3 separate regions of the Homo sapiens genome follow, and regions 1 and 2 are each linked to region 3. Evidence: read pairs that join two places in POLR2A ChIA-PET (ENCODE). Cell type or tissue: CD4-positive, alpha-beta T cell. All regions are shown on one strand. Links, peaks and the distances in the headings refer to the core of each region. The heading gives the core; the rest is flanking DNA. Region 1 has its middle 14 kb from the start of MIR12124. Region 2 overlaps TMCC1 (transmembrane and coiled-coil domain family 1). Region 3 overlaps RAB7A (RAB7A, member RAS oncogene family).

The links. ChIA-PET counts read pairs that join two places held together with the same protein. Peaks named below come from ENCODE experiments on the same cell type or tissue, not always from the same donor. Only the 100,000 strongest peaks of a DNase experiment are listed, where the experiment ranks them.
Region 1: POLR2A ChIA-PET joins it to region 3 with 6 read pairs; 9 of 35 experiments call an interaction of 5 or more read pairs at or near these places.
Region 2: POLR2A ChIA-PET joins it to region 3 with 5 read pairs; 2 of 35 experiments call an interaction of 5 or more read pairs at or near these places.

What each region holds. Positions count from the first base shown.
Region 1 is chr3:128,857,381-128,864,380 of GRCh38, reverse strand. It overlaps the pseudogene IFT122P3. Among named protein-coding and RNA genes, the nearest start is that of MIR12124, 14 kb to the right of the region's middle. RefSeq lists an enhancer at 1-174. In CD4-positive, alpha-beta T cell, for the core only: no CTCF peak of the experiment used is centred there; no DNase peak of the experiment used is centred there.
Region 2 is chr3:129,718,803-129,725,802 of GRCh38, reverse strand. All of the region lies in intron 4 of TMCC1 (transmembrane and coiled-coil domain family 1), which reads left to right. Among named protein-coding and RNA genes, the nearest start is that of PLXND1, 120 kb to the right of the region's middle. In CD4-positive, alpha-beta T cell, for the core only: no CTCF peak of the experiment used is centred there; no DNase peak of the experiment used is centred there.
Region 3 is chr3:128,784,344-128,791,343 of GRCh38, reverse strand. The region is part of intron 1 of RAB7A (RAB7A, member RAS oncogene family); the gene reads right to left. It also overlaps the pseudogene RN7SL698P. Among named protein-coding and RNA genes, the nearest start is that of MIR12124, 59 kb to the left of the region's middle. In CD4-positive, alpha-beta T cell, for the core only: a CTCF peak has its summit at 3,839; DNase peaks (open chromatin) are centred at 2,253, 2,343, 3,253 and 3,873; H3K4me3 peaks cover 1,380 bases; H3K27ac peaks cover 4,777 bases.

The DNA of each region.
Region 1 (7,000 bases), core at 805-5,804, 73 kb before region 3:
CGCAGTGGCTCATGCCTGTAATCCCAGCATTTTGGGAGGCCGAGGTGGGCGGATCGCGAGGTCAGGAGATCGAGACCATCCTGGCTAACATAGTGAAACCCCGTCTCTACTAAAAATACAAAAAATTTGCTGGGCGTGGTGGCAGGTGCCTGTGGTCCCAGCTACTTGGGAGTCTGAGCAGGAGAATGGCATGAACCCGGGAAGTGGAGCTTGCAGTGAGCCAAGATCGCGCCACTGTACTCCAGCCTGGGCGACAGAGCGAGACTCCATCTCTTAAAAAAAAAAAAAAAAAAAAAAGGAGTTACCTGGCCACCTCTAGCCCAGAGGTGACTCCCTGTCAGTCTCAACTCACTCATGTCCCTGAGAGAGTAGAATGGTTCGGGGGAAAGAGAGGGCACACCCTTCAGGCTGACCTAGGCTTGGGTCCTGCCTGCATCCCTTCCTGTGTGATCTTAAGCAAGTTAGTGAGCCTCTCTGAGCCTTGATTTCTTTTCTCTAAAATGAAATTAGTAATTGCCCCTCACAGAATTGCTACAGGAATGAACAAGATACCACAGTGCCTAGCTCAGTGCTGGGCACAAAATGGGGCCTGAAATGTTACCTCCCTTCTTCCCAGCCTCACCTCCCACCTATAGGGGGCGTAGCTGGCCCCAAATGTGAATCTGTGTCTGAGCCTAGAATCATACAAATGTGGAAGGGTGTCTGCGTGCCCCCGTCCCCACTGCTGGCTCTATAGCAGGCTAGGGGAGGTGATTCTCAGCCCTGCCAGGAGACATCAGCATTCCCAGCTGTGACATTGCCTGCTGGCTTTTCCTCTTCTCCACTGCCCCTCCCCCTACACATAAAACAGCTATATATTTTTTTCTCATTATAGAAGCAATCTGCGCTCATTTATAAAAGATTCAGACATTGTAAAACATTCTAGGCAGAAAGCTGTGAGCATCTACTGGTCCCTGAGGCTCCAGGGCTGAGCAGGGAACTGAGGTGCAGTGGGTGCCTCCCAGGGTGACTATTTTCACAATGTGTGGACTGTAAATGCAAAGAACAAGATATTCTTTTCAAATCTTACAAATAACTTACCGTTCTTTCTCTTATTATCAAACAATAGATAGATGTTCATGACAGAACAAATTCAGGCAAACAAAAAAGATTTTCTCATTACACAATTTCGCCCACCCATTAACGCTGTTAATCCTTTGGAACATATTCTTGTAAATCTTCTGTTTACAGAGATGTATATTCCTTCTGTAATAGAAGTGGAATCCCACTTTGCTGATTCTCCACCTTCTTTTTTTTTCTTTTCTTTTTTTTGAGACAGTTTCGCTCTTGTTGCCCAGGCAATGCCACCATGATCTTGGCTCACTGCAGCCTCTGCCTCCCGGGTTCAAGCCATTCTCCTGCCTCAGCCTCCCGAGTAGCTGGGATTACAGGCACATGCCACCACGCCCGGCTAATTTTTGTATTTTTAGTAGAGACAGGGTTTCACCATGTTGGCCAGGCTGGTCTCGAACTCCTGACCTCAGGTGATCCACCCGCCTTGGCTTCCCAAAGTGCTAGGATTACAGGTGTGAGCCACTGCACCTGGTCTGATTCTCCACTTTCTATATAGGGACTCATATTGCAGGAGAATATTTTTCTTTTTTTTTTATATTATACTTTAAGTTCTAAGGTACATGTGCACAACGTGCAGGTTTGTTACATATGTATACATCTGCCATGTTGGTGTGCTGCACCCATTAACTTGTCATTTACATTAGGTATATCTCCTAATGCTATCCCTCCCCCCCGACTCCATGACAGGCCCCGGTGTATGATGTTCCCCATCTGTGTCCAAGTGTTCTCATTGTTCAATTCCCACCTATAGTGAGAACATGCAGTGTTTGGTTTTTTTGTCCTAGCGATAGTTTGCTCAAAATGATGATTTCCAGCTTCATCCATGTCCCTACAAAGGACATGAACTCATCCTTTCTTATGGCTGCATAGCATTCCATGATGTATATGTGCCACATATTCTTAATCCAGTCTATCTTGATGGACATTTGGGTTGGTTCCAAGTCTCTGCCATTGTGAACAGTGCTGCAGTAAACATGCATGTGCGTGTGTCTTTATAGCAGCATGATTTATAATCCTTTGGATATATACCCAGTAATGAGATGGCTGGGTCAAATGGAACTTCTAATTCTAGATCCTTGAGGAATTGTCAGGGGAATATTTTTCAAAAGTAACGCCTGCTTACTCAAAAATTCCAACAACACGCAGGTGCATGGAGGGGCTTGCCTCTGTTCATTTCTCTTGCCTCTGTTCATTTCTTTTTGGTCCCCTTTCCTCCTTTTCCCTCCATCCCACTGTAAGCAATTTAGTGGGATTCAGTCATTAAAAGGGTATTAGGCTGAAATGTGCAAGCGCTGCCCAAGCCCAGGGTGGTTCTCACAGGATCCCCACTGTCCCTGTCCCCCAGGAACCAAACGCCAACAGTGTGGCCTGGAACACCCAGTGTGAGGACATGCTCTGCTTCTCGGGAGGAGGCAACCTCAACATCAAAGCCAGCATCTTCCCTGTGCACTGGCAGAAGCTGCAGGGCTTTGTGGTCGGCTACAATGGCTCCAAGATCTTCTGCCTCCACGTCTTCATTTCTGCCGTGGAGGTGCCACAGGTAACTGGGAGCACCTGTCCACTCTCAGCACTGGCAAGGCCAGTAAGACCAGGGAAGCCGGGCCCCTGGCTGGTGCTTTGAGGAGAGAGTAGCAAGGAGAGAAGAATGGCAGCTGTGATGTCGTGGGAGGCAGTCTGGGCTTGGAACCTGCAGCCCTATCTCCACTCCTTGCAACCTGTGTGACTGGGGGCAAGGAGCTCAACCTCCCTGTGCCTCAATTTCTTCCTGGTCCCCCTTCTGGTAAGGATTCAGAGGGGTATACAGTGTTGTCAGCAGAGTGTATTTTACAGAGAGCCCAGTGTGGGCCAAGTGGAGAGAGCAGCAAAGCCGGGAGTCCAGCAGGGTGTGTGTGTGTGAGCACATGTGTGATGGTGGTGATGTGTGTGTGAGAGAGGGGGAAGAGAGAGAGAATGAGTGGGTGGGGGGGGTGAGGCCTGAGGTCTGTGAGCCAATAAGGGAGCATGGGACTCTGCACAAGCCCCCTGAACTAGGAGGTGGCCACAGCAGAAATGGGGCACTGAAGTGTGGAGCCACAGAATGCGGGAGGGCAGAACCACAGACAGGAGGCTGAGATTGACCTCCTGAGTGCAAGCTGGTCTCCCCTTCACCTCCTGCACCCCACGCAGATGGTGCTTACCATAGGATTGCCGTAAAACAGAGACACGCACCAGCGAGAAACTTTAGCCCTTAGTATCCCATCCTCAGGACAGAATCACTCTTAAACATGTTGAAATACATCTGCTTAGAGCTTTTCTATGTGTCTATATAATGTATGCATAATATACAATTAGAAGCATGTGATTTTATAACATTTTTAAACAAAAGTGGAATCACACTGCAAATACTGTTTCATGACTTTTATGTGTGTAAGTATTGCTACCTATAGATGGAACCTCAGATTTACTGTATTCCCCAAGCCTGGACTGTAAACAAGACTTCTCATCCCTTCCTCTATGGCCATCTTCTCATTTCACCTCACATTTGGTTATGACAGCCCCATCACTGTCTATGAAGTGCTGGCTGTAAACTCGTCATCTGGCCTTTTCACTCAGCAATCTCCTGAAGCATGGTTCTGTGTCAGTAAATGTTCTTATCCAGCATGGCAAAATGTTAAGGTAATTGTAGACTCACATAAGTTGCAGGAAATAATACAGAGATCCCTTATACCCTTTGCCCAGTTTCCCGCAATGGTAACAGTGTGCAAAGCTCCAGGACGATTTTGCCACCCATGTTGGCATGTGTAACCGCCCCCCACAGTCACGACACTGAACATGGCCACCACCACAAGTGCCTAGTGTTGTGCTACCCTTTTACAGCCAGCGCCCCTCCCTCCTGCCCGGCCCCCCTGCGTTGTATTTATGGCTGCATTTTGTCCTGTCTTGTGGATGTTCCATGGCGGACAGACAGGCTGAACAAACAAAGGGTGTGCAAAGAAGCCCAGAGCAGGAGAGAAGGCTCCCCAGCCTGGCTCTTGGTCAGCACAGTCACAGGCTGGCTCTGCCTCTCTTGGCTGCACTGTCCTGAAGCAGGAAATATGAGAAAAACAAGTAAAGGGAAAACAAGTCCAGTTGGAGCTATGATAACATTATCTGCAAGGCCAGGCAGGGGCCCCAAAGAAATGGGATCCAAGAGCAGGGACGAGAAAAGCAAGTTCTTAGTCTCCCCCTGGAATTCTTTCCCCATGCCATCATTCTTTGTTCTGCTCTTATAACTATTTTTGTAACTATTTCTGCAAGTTTGCAAGGATTTTATAAGTTCATGTTTTCCCATCTATGCAGGATGGCAAAGGTCACAAGACATGCCTGAATTGCAAAACCTGTCACAGTTTGATTAACTGCCTTTGTTCTGCTTCTGTAAGCTCGCTTTCCCCACCCCGCAAGTTTTGCACCACTGGCTAGCCACTCCCCTTCAGTCGCCTGAATAAAAGTCAAGCCTGATCTTTGTTCGTTGCTCAGCCTCTGGATATTAATCCGCTGGGCCAGTGGCCACCTGAATAAAATCCTCCTATTTCACCCTTTGGTCTCTCCAGTCTCCTGATTCCCACAACATTTTGGCAAGCCAGCCAGGAGCGGAGATGACAGGTTTACTGTCTCCTTTGCCTGTGGAACTGGAGCCCCAGGCCAGGGGAGGCCTGTGACCCCAGGGACCATCAGGAGAACTTCAACCCAGAGGGGAGATCAGCTCTCCTGTGATCCAGTGCCCCTACCCAACAGCGCAACAGAACCTAAAGGGGCTACAGGATGATTCCAGGAACAGCATGCTTCAGGACCACAGTAAGGTTCGGGGCCCAAGGCAGGACCTGTCCCATAAGGGCGGAAGGGAACCTGATCAACTCCCGGGAGTGCACCAAGTAGTCCAACCCAGGATACAAGAGTGGCTCGCAAAGTCAGATGAAACTGGCACCTAGGGCGTACAAGTAATCTGACCTAGGACGCGAGAGTGGCTCACTATTTCGGTTGAAACCTACACCCCAGCCAAACCAGGACGCGAGAGTAGCTTGCTAAGTTGGTTGAGAAAGGAAACTGGAAGCAGGGAGGTGTGTGAGTGCATGTGAAAGAGATGGTTCTGGAAGGAACCAACACAGGGAGTGACACGTGGGGGTTGCAGGTCTCTTAGCATAGACCGTATGCTTCGAGCAAAGTGTGGGACTGACCGGGACTAGTGGCAAACATCCTACGTGGGCTACCACATATGGCTCAGAAAGGTGCCCCGCAATTTAGTAATTGTGGGGGGATTAACGATCACTCCAAAGCTAAGCAGCATCTGAAAGACTCCCGCAAGGGAGACGATCTAATTGGTCTGAAGCGAAAGTGAGAGTGTGTTGTGCCAAAAAAGGAGGAAATGGGAGGGAAGTCGTCAAAACCTACCCGGTTAGAATGTATGTTAAAGAATTTTAAGAAAGGTTATAAGAGGGACTATGGAATCAAGTTGACCCCCCAGAGGTTAAGAACTCTCTGTGAAATAGAATGGCCTTCTTTTAGTGTAGGATGGCTGGCCTAAAGGACTATAGATAGAGAAACAATTGGCCATGTATATCGGGTGGTGACTAGGGTCAGAGAACAGCCAGGGCATCCAGACCAATTCCCTTATGGTCTGAATGCAGCCCTGCCTAGCAGCTTATTGCAGAACGCTCGTAGCTTGAGTTGAGCCAAAAGTGAAAGAGAATTCAGCTTCACTGTCAGCTGCAGAGACAAAGGGAAAGCCACAGGTTTTGCAGGAACCACTGGAGGAGATAGAGACCCCTCCTCCCTACACTCCAATACCCCCCTTTACCAAGGCTGGCTCCTGAGCAGCCAGACTCAGATGGTGATACGCCCCAGGCTACACCCCAGAGGGAGAAATCTGAGCTCTCATCCCAGGAGGTCAAGGAGCAAAGTCAGGATGATTAAGCAGGCTGCCTCCAGTCTGGCTGCACCCAGGTTATGCAAATGCCTCTCAGGGAAACAAGGGGACCTCTTTATTATAATGAACAGGGCCAAGTCCAAGGAGGAGAACGAACTTTCATTTACCAGCCTTTTTCAACCACCGATCTCCTAAACTGGAAACACCATACTCCCTCCTACATGGAGAAGCCCCAAGCCCTCACAGATCTATGCAGTCCATCTTCCTGACACACAGTCCAACTTGGCCAGACTGCAAACAGCAACTACTGACACTGTTTAACACCGAGGAGTGCCGGAGGGTAACCCAGGCAGCCCTCCACTGGTTAAAAGCCAGTGCACCAGAAGGCACACTTAATGTTCAGGCTTACGCTCGGGGCCAGTTCCCAGAAGCAGACCCTAACTGGGACCCAAATGATGCAACCCAGTTTCAGCACCTACAGAGGTACCAAGAAGCACTGCTGCAAGGGTTAAGGGAGGGTAGAAAGAAGGCCGTCAATATAGGAAAGATCTCAGAGGTGCTTCAGGGAATTGATGAAAGCCCCAGCCAGTTTTATGAGAGACTCTGTGAGGTGCTCCGGTTTTTTTTTTTTTTTTTTTTTAAGACGGAGTCTCGCTCTGTTTCCCAGGCTGGAGTGTGGTGGTGCGATCTTGGCTCACTGCAAGCTCCGCCTCCCAGGTTCATGCCATTCTCCTGCCTCAGCCTCCCGAGTAGCTGGGACTACAGGTGCCCACCATCACGCCCGGCTAATTTTTTGTATTTTTTAGTAGAGACAGGGTTTCACTGTGTTAGCCAGGATGGTCTCAATCTCCTGACCTCATGATCCGCCCGCCTCGGCCTCCCAAAGTGCTGGGATTACAGGCATGAGCAACTGCACCCAGCGAGGTGTTCCAGTTTTATACTCCCCCATTTGACCCCGCGGCCACTGAAGATCAGTGCATGGTGAACACAGCATTTGTAGGACAA
Region 2 (7,000 bases), core at 920-5,919, 930 kb before region 3:
AGTACGGTTGTTTCTTTTCAATTGGTAATAACCACCATTCTGGGCACTGTTTCTTGTGCATCTTAAAACTAGGGAATCAAAATTTCCTTTGATAGTGTAAGTATAACAAAAAAAAAAATCAATGTTCAAAGTAGATTACTCTTTCAGAGGTTCTTATAAAATGACCTAAAGAAAAGTTTATTAATACAGGAAACTTGCCTATCCAGTCTTTCAAAATTACCTGCTTTGAAACAATCCAGTAATGATTTTTTTCTATTTTCTTTTTTCTATTTCTATAATGACTTTTTTCTATTTCTTTTTTCTATTTACTTAAAAAAATAAGATGCTATGTTTCGTTTTTATTGAAGTAAAATTCTTAAAGAATGAAAAAATTATATTAGAAATTGTACGATTAGGCCGCGCACAGTGGCTCACATCTGTAATCCCAACACTCTAGGAGGCCAAGGCAGGAGGATCACTTGTCAGGAGTTTGAGACCAGCCTGGCCAACATGGTGAAACCCCATCTCTACTAAAAATACAAAATTAGTGGGTGTGGTGGCACATACTTGTAATTCCAGCTACCTGGGAGGCTGAGGCAGGAGAATCACCTGAGCCCAGGAGGCGGAGGTTGCGGTGAGCTGAAATCACACCATTGCACTTCAGCCTGGATGGCAGAGCAAGACCCTGTCTCAAAAAGAAAAAGAAAATGAAATTGTATGATTATCTTTAGGTTTTTGGGTACAAATGTAGATCCTCAAAAACTTTATCAGAAATTTGGAAATCTGTAAATAAGTTATATGTATCTCCTTTTAAAATCCAATATTAGTAAGCTATATGTATAAAAACAAAGCTAGTGTATCTTGAAAAGTTTTTATTTCTTTATTCCTTATCCCTCCTTATCCCACTGAACTATTGAAGAACTTCTTATAGATTTACCTTCCCATTAGTGCTGTAGTACAGTTTTCTTTTATCTCCATTGTCTTGTGTTTCCTGGCTAAATTTTACTTGTTATAAAACTATTGGGTCACTTTTGGTCTAGAATAGAACTTTCATAGTATAAGGGACACCATAAAATGTAAAGGAATGTCTGCATTGCCCTGTTTTCTCTTGGTAGAAAATTCATGTTCTGGCTCCTTTTTTAGTGCCCCTCTTCTTTGGAGGAAGAATTTCTAAAGGCACACATTCTTGAACTAAAAAGAAATGATGATGTATATTAGGTTTGCCTTTTGGGCACATATGAAAAATGAGGTTATTCACACCTTCAGTTCTGGCATATATCCATTACCAAAAATGTATTTCCAGAATATTCTCCCTGTTCCATAGTAAAGTCACAGAGGTGGTTTGGGGTTCTTCAGCTAGGTCGTAGTGCCCAGGAACAGATCAGATCAGAATCAGTATGTTGTTTATGATACAGATCAAATTAACTAATGATTCTTCCAGTTTTCTTCTTCCTGATTATTTCCTCCAGACACAAAATAGGGTCAAGGAGAAAAGTTCTTTTCTACCATTAAACTTTTGAGCTGCCTGTGTTTGGGATTCAAAGTATTTTGGGTGCTTATTGCTTAACTGGGCTGAAGATTATCTCATGTGACACCATAGATCTCTTGTTTTGGAATTGCCATTACTTTCTAGAACAGGCATTCTGTACAGCTGCCAACATGCCCTGAATCCTCTTGCTTCATATTACAGTGATACTGCTTTGTCAGGGTAGAATTCAGCCTCACAGGGCTGGAGTAAGTCTCTGCTGACCTCATGCCACAGTACAACATGTTCAAATCTGGGAGAAACCTGAGGGTTATTCGGCATATTCCTCCTCCTCCTCTCTCACAAGCATGGAGCCCTCACTCTCCTCGGAAACCGTATGTTGTATATGTGTGTGTATCTGTCTTTTAAAAAAAAAAAAAAAAAAATCTCATCCTGAATCCTATAGTTAGTTAGTCCTGCAGCTTTAAGTGGGGGCTGGTTGAATAGACAGACAAAGGAAATAGCCTGAGCTGCTGAAACTTAGCGTTTTTCAGCAGTAGATCTCAGCCAGGGGCATTTGCTATTTTAGGACTGACTTGTGTAAGGTTGTAATAATGGAGAAGCATAATATGTGTTTCCTAGTTGTTCATTTTACCCAAAGCTATTTGGACAGAATGTAGAGGGTGCTCTGTAGCTGTATGGACATGCTCAGATCATCCTGGAGTGTCCCGTCTCTTGTGTGTAATGGGCTGCTTCATTGCAGAGTAAGTGTCATCCTCACTTTCTCAAGCGAAATAGTTACTGGAAAATCAGTGTTTCTTTCAATGAACAAGAGTTTCATTTGCCTTGGACTGCTTGGGAAAAACATGGGTTAAATTCGAAGATGCCAGGCATGCATAACAAATAGGAATTTGATTTAGAGCCACCTGGAATACTTATTAAATTAAAAAAAAAAAATTCTTGATGGATCTAGGTGGCCAAAAAAAAAAAAAAAAAAAGAAAAAGATTTCTTAGTGCTCAGCTACTTATTTTCAAAGTATTTTTCCCAAGGACTTGGAAATTTTCTGAATTGTAAAGCAATATACACATATCTCAGTGTGAAACTTGTATCTCCAGATCAGCAGAACAAATCTCTGAGATAAAACTGGATTGGAGGATGATCCAGCTTTATTCAACACAACCACCATTTTCACATTTCATCCATAGTCCTGAGTACAAACTTAGCCTATAGTTTGATTTTACCATTTTTTTTAGTTGACCTTGCCATTTTTTAGTTGATCTTATAAATGATACATATTTTCTAAGAGATAAATACTAAAGCAAAGGAGATTCTTTATAGTTTTGCCTGATTCTGAAGTTAATGTACATTCATATTGTTTGCTATTGAGCAGTTGGATTTAAGATCCAAACAGATTTTTCACTGTGAAGTTTGATATTGAATTACCCTCTTATGCCTTATGGTTGATAATTTAAATGCCAACTTTTTAAGCAGATTTGTGCCTCTGGTCTGTACCCTCTTTTTCTGTTGTTTGCTATATATCTTGGATTCAAAACCCCTGACACATCTCTGTTTGTTCTGAGGTTATAAAAGGTCAGTTTACTTATCTATTTTATTAAGAATGCTAGCCCAGGGTGAGTGGGGTGATCAGAAGGAAAGGATTCATAGGAGAGCCCTAAAGGAATAGTGGGTGGAGACTAACAGTAAAAGAGAAGTTAACTCCTTTTTTTCCATTATTGATAGTCAGGTGGGGGAGGGCATAAAACATAATTTAAATATTTTTAATTGATTTTATTTGCTGATTGCATTAACTTATAAGAGTAGAGACAGTATGATCAAAACAATATAGTTAGTACCTGAGTGAGTGAGTGTAGATTAAACCAGCAGTCCCCAACCTTTTTGGCACCAGGGACCGGTTTTGTGGAAGACAATTTTTCCACAGATGGGGTCGGGGTGTCTGTGGGCAAGGTTGGAGTGGGATGGTTTGGGGATGAAACTGTTCACCTCAGGTCATCAGGCATTAGTTAGATTATCATAAGGAGCATGCAACCTAGATCCCTCGCAAGCGCAGTTCATAATAGGGTTTGTGCTCCTATGAGAAGCTGATGCCACCACTGATCTGACAGGAGGTGGAGCTCAGGTGGTAATACTCGCTTGCTGCTCACCTCCTACTGTGTGGCCTGGTTCCTAACAGGCCACTGACCTGTACTGGTCTGCGGCCCAGGGGTTGGGGATCCCTGGATTAAACTATTTCCTTGCTTCCCTACCTTTGTCTCTCTCTTACCTGAACTATTTATTGATTGGTAAACTAAAATATTCTCATTGAAACAATGATTAAAATGTTCACAAATGAGGTACTTGCCCCTAGTATCTAAAACTTTTAATATAACAATCTAGATACATAAAACTGCTATAGATAGGGTTTCATATATGACCTCCTTGCATGAGATTGCACACGCTTTGTGTTTTTTGTTTGTTTGTTTTTGAGACGGAGTCTCGCTCTGTCGCCCAGGCTGGAGTGCAGTGGCGCCATCTCGGCTCACTGCAAGCTCTGCCTCCTGGGTTCACGCGATTCTCCTGCCTCAGCCTCACGAGTAGCTGGGACTACAGGTGCCTGCCACCACGCCCAGCTAATTTTTTTTTTTTTTTTTTTTTTGTATTTTTAGTAGAGTTGGGGTTTCACGGTGTTAGCCAGGATAGTCCCAATCTCCTGACCTCGTGATCTGCCTGCCTCGGCCTCCCAAAGTGCTGGGATTATAGACATGAGCCACTACACCCGGCCTGCACATGCTTTGTGAAGAGTTCATTCCAAATTACAGAATGAACATTTTGAAGGCAGGATTTGAGAAGAAAAAATGTAGCTGACTCTGTGGTCCCAGCTACTTGGAAGGCTGAAATGGGAGGATCACTTGAATCCCGGGGCAGGGTAGGGCAGTGGAGGTTGCAGTGAGCTAAATTACCACTGCGCTCCAGCCTGGGTGACAGAGCAAGATCCTTTCTCAAAATAAATAAATACAATAAAGCAGGGTAAGAGGAATTGGAAGTGCTGGACATTGAGGGTAGACTGCCATTTTTAATAGAACAGTAAGCATAAGCTTCATTTAAAACAAGACATTTGAAGGAAGGCTTGAAAGAGGAGAGCAGGTTAGCCGTTCAGCTGAGGAATGAGCATTCCAGGCAGGGGTACAGCCAGAATAACTGCAGGAGTTTTCACAGTGTTTACAAGGAATTAAAAAGAGGTTAGTTGGTATGATTAGAGCAATAATTAAGAGAGGGAAGAGTGGCAGGAATTGGGAGTGTGAGAGATTTAATACAGTGTATCAGTTATCTATTGCTGTGTAACACCCCACCTTAAAACTTAGTGGCTTAGCCAGGCACAGTGGCTTGCACCTGTAATCCCAGGTACTCAGGAGGCTGAGGCAAGAGGATCACTTGAGGTCAGGAGTTCAAGACCAGCGTGAGCAACATAGTGAGAGCTTGTCTTTAAAAAAAATAAAAATTAGCCAGGCATGGTGGTGTGTGCCTGTAGTCCCAGCTACTCAGGAGGTTGAGGTGAGAGAATCGCTTGAGCCCAGGAGTTTGGGACTGCAGTGAGCTATGATCAGGCTACTGCACTGCAGCCTGGGTGACAGAGTGAGACTGTCTTAAAAAAATAATAAAAATATTAGCTTAATATAACTGTTTTATTTGCTCACAATTTTGAGTCAGCCATTTGGGCTGGGCTCCACTAGGTGGTTCTTAGGCTGGTCTTGCCTCGTGTCATTATAGTTGTTGGGGGGCTCAGGTGGACCTAGATGGTCTAAGATGGCCTCCCTTCCTCATGTGTCTGGTAGTAGGTACTGGCTGTTGGCTGGACCTCTCAAGGTTTTATTTTATTTTTTCTTTTTAACACTCATCCACGTAGACAACCTACAAGGATTTTAGCCTGAATAGCTATTATAAGGATGAGGTTGTCAATAACTGAGATGTAAAGTGTGCTGGAGATCTCAGTGCAACAAGAAAGGACAGACTCCAATGCACAAATACTTTTTAAGCCTCTGCTTGTGTCACATTTGCTAACATTTCACTGTTCATGTCACATTTGCTGACACTTCACTTGGCCAAAGCAAGACCATGACCAAACCCAGTTTCACTGGATGGAGAAATACATTCCATCTCTTTTTTTTTTTTTTTTTTTTTGAGACAGGGTCTTACTCTGTTGCCCAGGCTAGAGTGCACTGGCACAAACACAGGTCACTGCAGCCTGGATCTCCTGGGCTCAAGCCATCCTCCTGGCTCAGCCTCCTGAGTAGCTGGGACCACAAAAATGTGCCACCACGCTTTGCTAATTTATTTCTTTTTTGTAGAGGTAGGGTCTCACCATGTTGCTGAGGCTTGGTCTCAAACTCCTGGGCTCAAGTGATCCTCCTGCCTTTTGGCCTCCCAAAATGTTGAGATTACAGGCATGAGACACCGTGCCTGGCCAGAAGCCACCTCTTGACAGGAGTGGGAAATCCAAATTATAAAGGGAAGGGTATACGAGATTGGATGAATGTGGCTATTAATCTACCATAAAGAAGGCCAAATCAGATGTGCCTTTGAAGGCCATTTGAGTGTAAAGGAAATTGAGTGGATAAAACATACTCAGTTTCTCCCACTATCCTCTCAACAACACAATTCTGATGCCAGGTCTGTGGAGATTTCTTCCCACCAGCAAGCAATTCTGCAGCAGACACCAGCTGGGTATCCTTTAATTCAATTCAATTCTGACTCTGTCTACCTGGAGATAGTATTAGATTACACTAGTTGAGGACTGGGTCCCACAAGACTGCATCCCATTTCCAATGCCCATTGAAAGCCCCAGGTTATTTTGCTTGTGCTTCTGACCAACTGGCTGTAAATTGGGGTTTCCACAGCCCCCTCCTTGGATTCAGTTAATTTGCTAGAGTGGCTTACAGAATTCAAGAAAACGTGTATACTGGCCTATTATAAAGGATGCAGATGAAAAGATGCATAGGCAAGGCATATGGGAAGGGATGCAGTGCTTCCATTAAGCCCCCACCCTCCAGGAAACTCCACATGTTCAGCTATCCAGAAGCTCCCTAACCCTGTCCTTTTGGGTTTTTATGGAAACTTCATTATGTGGGTGTGATTGATTAAATTGCTTGCCATTGGTGATCATTTAACCTTCACTCTCCTTCCTTTACCCTCCCAGAGGTTGGGGGGTGGGGCTGAAATGCCAATTCTCTAATTATGCCTTGGTCTTTCTGATGACCAGCCTCACCCTGAAGCTGCCAACCATCAGCCGTCTTATTAGCATACAAAAAGACACATCACTTTGGAGATTCCAAGGATTTTAGTAGTTGTATGCCAGGAAAAGGAGAAGACGACCAAATACAGTTAACTCTTGATCAAAGTGGGGATTAGGGGTGCTGGACCCTCACACACAATCAAAGATCCGTGTATAACTTCTGACTCCCCCAAAGCTTAACTAACAGTCTATTGCTGACCAGAGCCTTATCAATAACATAAACTGTTAACACATATTTTATATATTATATGTATTATATACTCTATTC
Region 3 (7,000 bases), core at 969-5,968:
CATGGGAAAACTCTGTCTCTACCAAAAATACAAAAAATTAGCTGGTCGTGGTGGTGGGCAACTAATCCCAGCTACCAAAAAGGCTGAAGCAGGAGAATCGCTTGAACTCAGGAGGCGGAGGTTTCAGTGAGCTGAGATCACACCACCGCACTCCAGCCTGGGCAACAAGAGCAAAATTGTCTTTAAAAAAAAAAACAAACAAAACATGAAGAAGTTTTCATGATTTTTGCTAATTCACTTTCCTGAAAGATTTTTCCCATTTATACAACAATCACTATTACAGTGGTTAGCACGAGTACAGGACCTAAATGAGAAAAATAATTTTACAGAGAAAAAAAGAATTTGAATAAACAGTCTATGGGAGCCTTAATGTAAAGACTTGCATTCATGCATTCTCTCCTATTTAAACAAGTCCAGGGTTGTTGTTGTTGTTGTTGTTTTTGAGGTGGGAAGGGGAGGCTGGGGAGCATTTAATATAAACAATCCCGTTTTTATTCATAAAAATAAATAAATACACAAGAAATGTCCCTTCCCCTAAAACACAAATGACAAGAGACTTGCCTTTACAGTCTTGAAAAGCATGTTATAAAAATACAGTATTAACAGTGGGGTGCTGGAATAGGACTAAACCGATCAATGAAACAGACACCAGAAATGAACAATTTTGACAAATATGGCATTATAAAATTCAGTGGCAAAAAGATGAACAATTCACTAAATGGTAAGAGCCAGAAAAATTTTGGTGAGAATTAAGATCTCTACATCTCCTCTTCCAAGAGATTCCCAAAGGAGTAAAGATTTAAATGTAAAAATGGTTACACATGAAGCAGAAAGGAATATACACAAATATTAGCAAGTTGTTCCATGTGGTGGGATTACAGATGTTTTTGTTTCCTTATACTTAACTGTGACTCTTAGAGGAGCACATTACCTTTACACTCAAACAGCCACCTCCACTTTGGAGAAAAATGTTAATCTGTTGATTTTTTCAAATCAATTTCTGATGACAAAAATCTCCACTCATCATGTAAGACAAATTACATTTAAATGCAGATTTTCATCTTCACTCAGGGCTGGCTAAGCATTTCAGAGTTGTTGCAAATGGTACTAAACAGCTGATACTAAGAATTCCACATCTTCTTTCACCAGGACATTGATGGCTTTAAACTGGCAAAAGTTAAAAGGTATATTTTTGTACTTAATGTTCTCCCAGATCAAGAATGGGACACTTGTTTCTAGAAAAGAGCCAGGGGCCAGGCGTGGTGGCTCATGCCTGTAATCCCAGCATTTTGGGAGGCTGAGGTAGGTGGATCACGAGGTCAAGAGACTGACAAATCCATCCTGGCCAACATGGTGAAACACCAGCTATACTAAAAATACAAAAATTAAGCTGCGCGTGGTGGCACGCGCTTGTAATCTCAGCTACTTGGGAGGCTGAGGCAGGAGAATCGCTTGAACCTGGAAGGTGGAGGCTGCAGTGAGCCGAGATCACACCACTGCACTCTAGCATGGGCAACAAGAGTGAAACTCCATCTCAAAAAAAAAAAAAAAAGCCAGGAACAAAACACACTAAATGCAACTTTTGCTACAAGAAGCTGCCCAAGCAGAGTTAGCTTCAAAATGTCCAAAAGCAATTTCTGCTTTTGTTATCAATTTCTATTTCCATCTTCATGGATTTCTGAAGACTGAAATTATTTTTTAAAAGCCTATGGCCAGGCATGGGTGACTCATGCCTGTAATCCCAGCACTCTGAGAGGCTGAGGCGGGCAGATCACTTGAGGTCAAGAGTTCGAGACCAGCCTGGCCAACATGGTAAAAACCCATCTCTACTGAAAATACAAAAATTAGCTGGGTGTGGTGAAACACACCTGTAATAACTACTCGGGAGGCTGAGGCAGGAGAATCACTTGAACCCAGGAGGCAGAGGTTGCAGTGAGCCGAGATCGCATCACTGCGCTCCAGCCTGGGCAACAGAGCGAAATGAAGTCAAAGATTTAAAAAAAAAAAAAAAAAAAAGGCTACAAAGTTTGAAATTTCTAACTGGAAAACAGTTCTCTAAAGCACCGACCACTTCCTCTCACAGGAGAATCTGCAGCCAGCAGAGTAGAAAGGAAGAAAGAGTTACATAAGATCTCTGAGACCTGGTCCTTCAAGGAAAGCATTTTAGATAACATCCATTAATCCATGTATATATTAATATCCTCTAAAAATTTTCTAGAATAAGGTATATTCATAACACATTTCTTTCCTTCTGCCACCAAACCAAACCTCACCAGTGTGCATCGGAAGAAGCTCCTCAGAGCGAAACTACCAGTATTGGTACCAGTATTTGAACGATGAAACAATTCTTTCTTTCAAGTACAATGTTTCTCATAACAAATCAAAAGCTGGCATCTTCCTTTATTCGCCTGCAGTCATCACCTTCTTCATCTATGCCACAGAAAAGCCAAATGGCCACATAAGCAGACAAAATAAGGAAACATGAGCAGGTAAAAAGATCAAGAAAAATATTGTTCAAGGGCTTGGGTGGGCAGAGGTCGGTGGTCAGAAAGAGGTTAACCAGGAATACACAGGGGTACCTAGGGGAAGGGCAAAGGACTGCTATGGTGAAAATGAGGACAGCAGGGAAGGGCTAGGAAGTTGGGGGTCAGTTAGCAATTCGAAAGTCTGAATTCTTGCAGGTAGGATAACAGCTCACGTGGAGGTGAAGGCTTTATGGTGTTGCAGGAATTGAAAGCAAAGTATAGTAGTACCCACTTATCCATGGGGGGTAGGCCCCAAGACCCCCAGTGAATGCCTGAAACACAGCAAGTACCAAACTTGTCATCCGTCAGGACACATTGATGATGTTCATGTTTTCCACCTACAAATTTAATGCTTTTTCCATTGTAACTAACCACTCATCATATACTGTGGCTTTTACCTTTTGCAGTATGAGGTGTCACAGCAAAATTAGCATGATTTTCTTTTTCCTTCTTCACAATTTCAAAGATAGAAAATATGTTCTCACAAATTTTAGCAACCTCGGCATACAATTTTTTCACTTTCCTTATTAAGTCAACAATTTTTACCTTTTCACTTCAAGAGCTTCTCTGTGGCATAACCAAATTGCCAGCATCTTGTGCTTTGGGACCATTATTAAGTCAATTATGAGTTACTTGAACACAAGCATTGCAACATTGATGTGATAACCAAGACAGCTACTAAGTGACTAACGGGCAGGTAGCATCTATGGTGTAGAAACCCTGGACAAAGCGATGATTCACTTCCTGGGTGGGATAGCACAAGCTTCATCAAGCTAATCCAAACAGCACGCAATTTAAAACTTATGGCAGGGTGCAGTGGCTCATGCCTGTAATCCCAGAACTCTGGGAGGCTGAGGCAGGAAGACTGCTTAAGGCCAGGAGTTTTGAGACCAACCTGGGCAACATGTTGAAACCCAGTCGCTACAAAATATTTAATACATTACCTGGGCATGGTGGTACACTCCTGTAAGTCCCAGTTACTCGGCAGGCCGAGGTGGGAAGATGGCTTGAGCCCAGGAGTTTAAGGCTCCAGTGAGCTATGATCGCTCCACTGCCCTCCAGCCTGGGTGACAGAACAACCCTCTGTCTCAAAAAGCAGACAAACAAAAAGAAACTTAAGAATAGTATTTCTATAGTTTCCCGTTTAATATTTTCAGACCACGATTGACTGCAGATAAAGAGGATTACTATATCTGCAAAGCCATCAAAACAACAGTGTAAAATGCAGGAGATGAAATTGAACCAGGTGTTCATCACATCCACAGTCAGACAGCAACGAAGTGGCAGAGCTGGAATTACCAGGAGTGTCAGCCCAGGTCCTACCATGCCATTTTGCAGTACCAGCTCTCACCCAAAGGAGGATTCTGGCTTGTGAGGGCTGGGACTTTTAACAAGTCTTTTATGGCAATTCAGGCATACACACCAAGTTTGGAAACCACTGATGTGAAGAGTCTACAACTACTGTTCTGATTTACATGTTGTGCCCGATCCAAAACCGTAATGATAGCACTAGATATTTGAACAAATGCTAAAGGTTCAACAAAGCCATGACAGTTAAACCAATTAATGTTCTATAGTTTGTTAACATTTTTAGTTGGTTGGTGTTTCCAAGTTGCCTGTCTGCAACAACTGGGTCCTAATCACAGTTGGCTTTTCTGCTCCCCTGCACTGTTCCCACCCTAACTATGGTATCAAATTGTAGAAAACTCAGGAAGGTACGAAAGAATGAAGACAAAAAGCTACTGACAATTCCATCTCCCAGAAGCAATCACTATTAGTATTAGAGTATATGTCTTTCTAGTTTTCCTTCAAATGGTTGAGGTTATATACCATGTATAACTTTGCATCTTGCTTTTTCTATATTAAATATCTTCCCATGTTATTAACATTAAGGTTGCATGATATTCAGCACATGGATAATCTCAAAATTTCCCTTGCTGCTAAGTATGCATTGTTTTCAATTATGATGAGATGAACCTACATATACACTCTGTCAGCATAATCTGATCAGACTCACAAATGTTTTAATCACTCGGCATTTCTTGGATTAGTAGAATACATTTCATCCATGTGTCTCTCATTCTGCTGATGGTCTTTGCCTACCCTGCCTACTAGAATGTGACTTATTGCACATATGATCTAAATATAGCACTGGGAAGGAAGCATCATAGGGATACAGAGTTCGGAAGTAGCAGGCTTCTGAGCAGATTCCAAAGTAACATTCCACACTTTCACCAGCACGGAACATGGGTAAATGTCTCTCTGTCCATCTCATTTTCTTCCAAGACTTCATGCTCTGTATATGACCATTAGAGAAGACCCAGCAGTCATCTTGCCCTCAAAACTGATTGACTTCAAGGCTCAGAGTGAAGTAGGCAAGCAATATTTGCTCATAAAGTTTTGGAGAAGGTCATGAGGAGAGACCAGAAAGGCATCGAAAGTCACATAATACTACTGCACTGGGCATCAAGCAGAACAGCAGTGTCTGTTGTAGGCAGACTCTTCTCAACTTCCCAAACTGAGGAATCTAATTAGGGCCTGAATAGTGAAGACCCCCTGAAACAGCAAGACATCACTACCACTTACAGAATGCACTTTGTGCCGGGGACTGTACTACAGACTTTCCTGGGGCAATTTGTTTACTCCTCCAACAAACCAAGCCTATAGGGATACAATGAGAATTCCCATTTAACAGATGAAGAAAAAGAAGCTCATCAGGAGTCACTTGGTTTCTAAAAATATTCATTCTGGGGAGGGGGCAAGAATAGAAAGACCAGTAGTCTGACAAGGAAGAAGGAAGGGGATGAGTGGATGGCTCTGGCCAAGCCACTTTTGTGGAATTATGAAGTCATTTGGGGGCACTCGGGAAGTAGGCCGTCAGTCTGTTGTTCCATTTAGAATTACCACCTCTAGGAAGAAACTCAGTAGGAAAAGACAGAAGCCTTTGAAAAGAAACATTAAGGATCTAGGGGGGCAGGATAAACACTTTCATTACAATGAAAATATCTAGTGAGAGAAGCACATCAAGGAGCTGACCAAATACCTTAAAGAATTTTTTTTTTTTTTTTTTTTGAGACAGTCTTGCTCTGTCGCCCAGGTTGGAGTACAGTGGCGCGATCTCTGTTCACTGCAACTTCCCCCTCCAGGGTTCAGGCAACTCTGTCTCAGCCTCCCGAATAGCTAGGACTGCAGGTGCGAGCCACCACGCCTTTTTGTATTTTTAGTAGAGATGGGGTTTCACCATTTTGGCCAGGCTGGTCTCAAACTCCTGAATTCAACTGATCTGCCTGGCTCAGCCTCCCAAAGTGCTGGGATTGCAGGCATAAGCCACTGTGCCCAGCCTAAAAAATTCTTTTAATTTTTTATTTTCAAGAGACGGGTTTCACTGTGTTGTCCAGGTTGGAGTGCAGTGGCTTTTTACAGGTGCAATCCCACTACTGATCAGCATAGGAGAGATGTTTCATCTGCTCTATTCGCAACCTGGGCCGGTTCACCCTCCCTGGGCAACCTGGTGGTCACCTGCTTCTGAGGGGTCACTCTACTGATGCCGAAGTTAATGCAGACACCCAATTGGTATAATGCCCTAAAACCCAGAACTCCTGTGGCTCAAGTGACCTCCTGCCTCAGCCTCCTGAGTGGCTGGGACTATAGGTATGCACCACTGTGCCCAGATGCAAAAATGTAATTCTGTTCTCTCTTCTACAGAGTTAAGAAGCTCTACTCCAATATTTGGTAATCCCAGCTACCAGGGAGGCTGAGGCAGGAGACTCACTAGAACCTGGGGGGTAGAAGTTTCAGTGAGCTGGGATTGCATCACTGCACTCCAGCCTGGGCGACAGAGCGAGACTGTCTCCAAAAAAAAAAAAAAAAAATCATGCCATGAATAGAACTCTTAAGCCCCAGGACTACTAATCATTGTGTTATTAATCTTACTATATTAATCAAACATATACCAAGGGCAAAAGTAGATACGAGACTATAAGGAGAAATCATACCAAATGCAAAAAGTAAAATACTACTGTGATCAAGACGTGTTAAGTTTACTTTAAGGGTAATTACCTTGGTTGGGAGAATTAGGGAAGGATTCCTCTGGGAAGAACTGAACCTGGATATGAAGGGGGAAAAGGGAACAAACAGTTTTCCTTAAAGAACGCACATGCAAGGCCTTACTTGGAGGGGGATATGAAAATGAGGTGCCTGGGCCTGATCACGCAGGACACAGTGGGCCGTACTAAGGTCCCAAAACCACAGAGTAATGAGAAGCCTGACTTGTGGAGATTTCTAAGCAGCAGTGTTCATCCTGCAGAGCCAGCGCCCTGCCTGCCTGCAGTGGGGAGGGTAGGAGACCCTGCGGTGGACAGTGAGGATGCTGCGCCACCTTCAGGCAAGAGAGGACTGCACTAGACCAGTGTGAAAGCAGAAGAGAATGGGGAGAAAGTAAAGGTGGATGGCATCTAGTGATGGATTGGATTGGG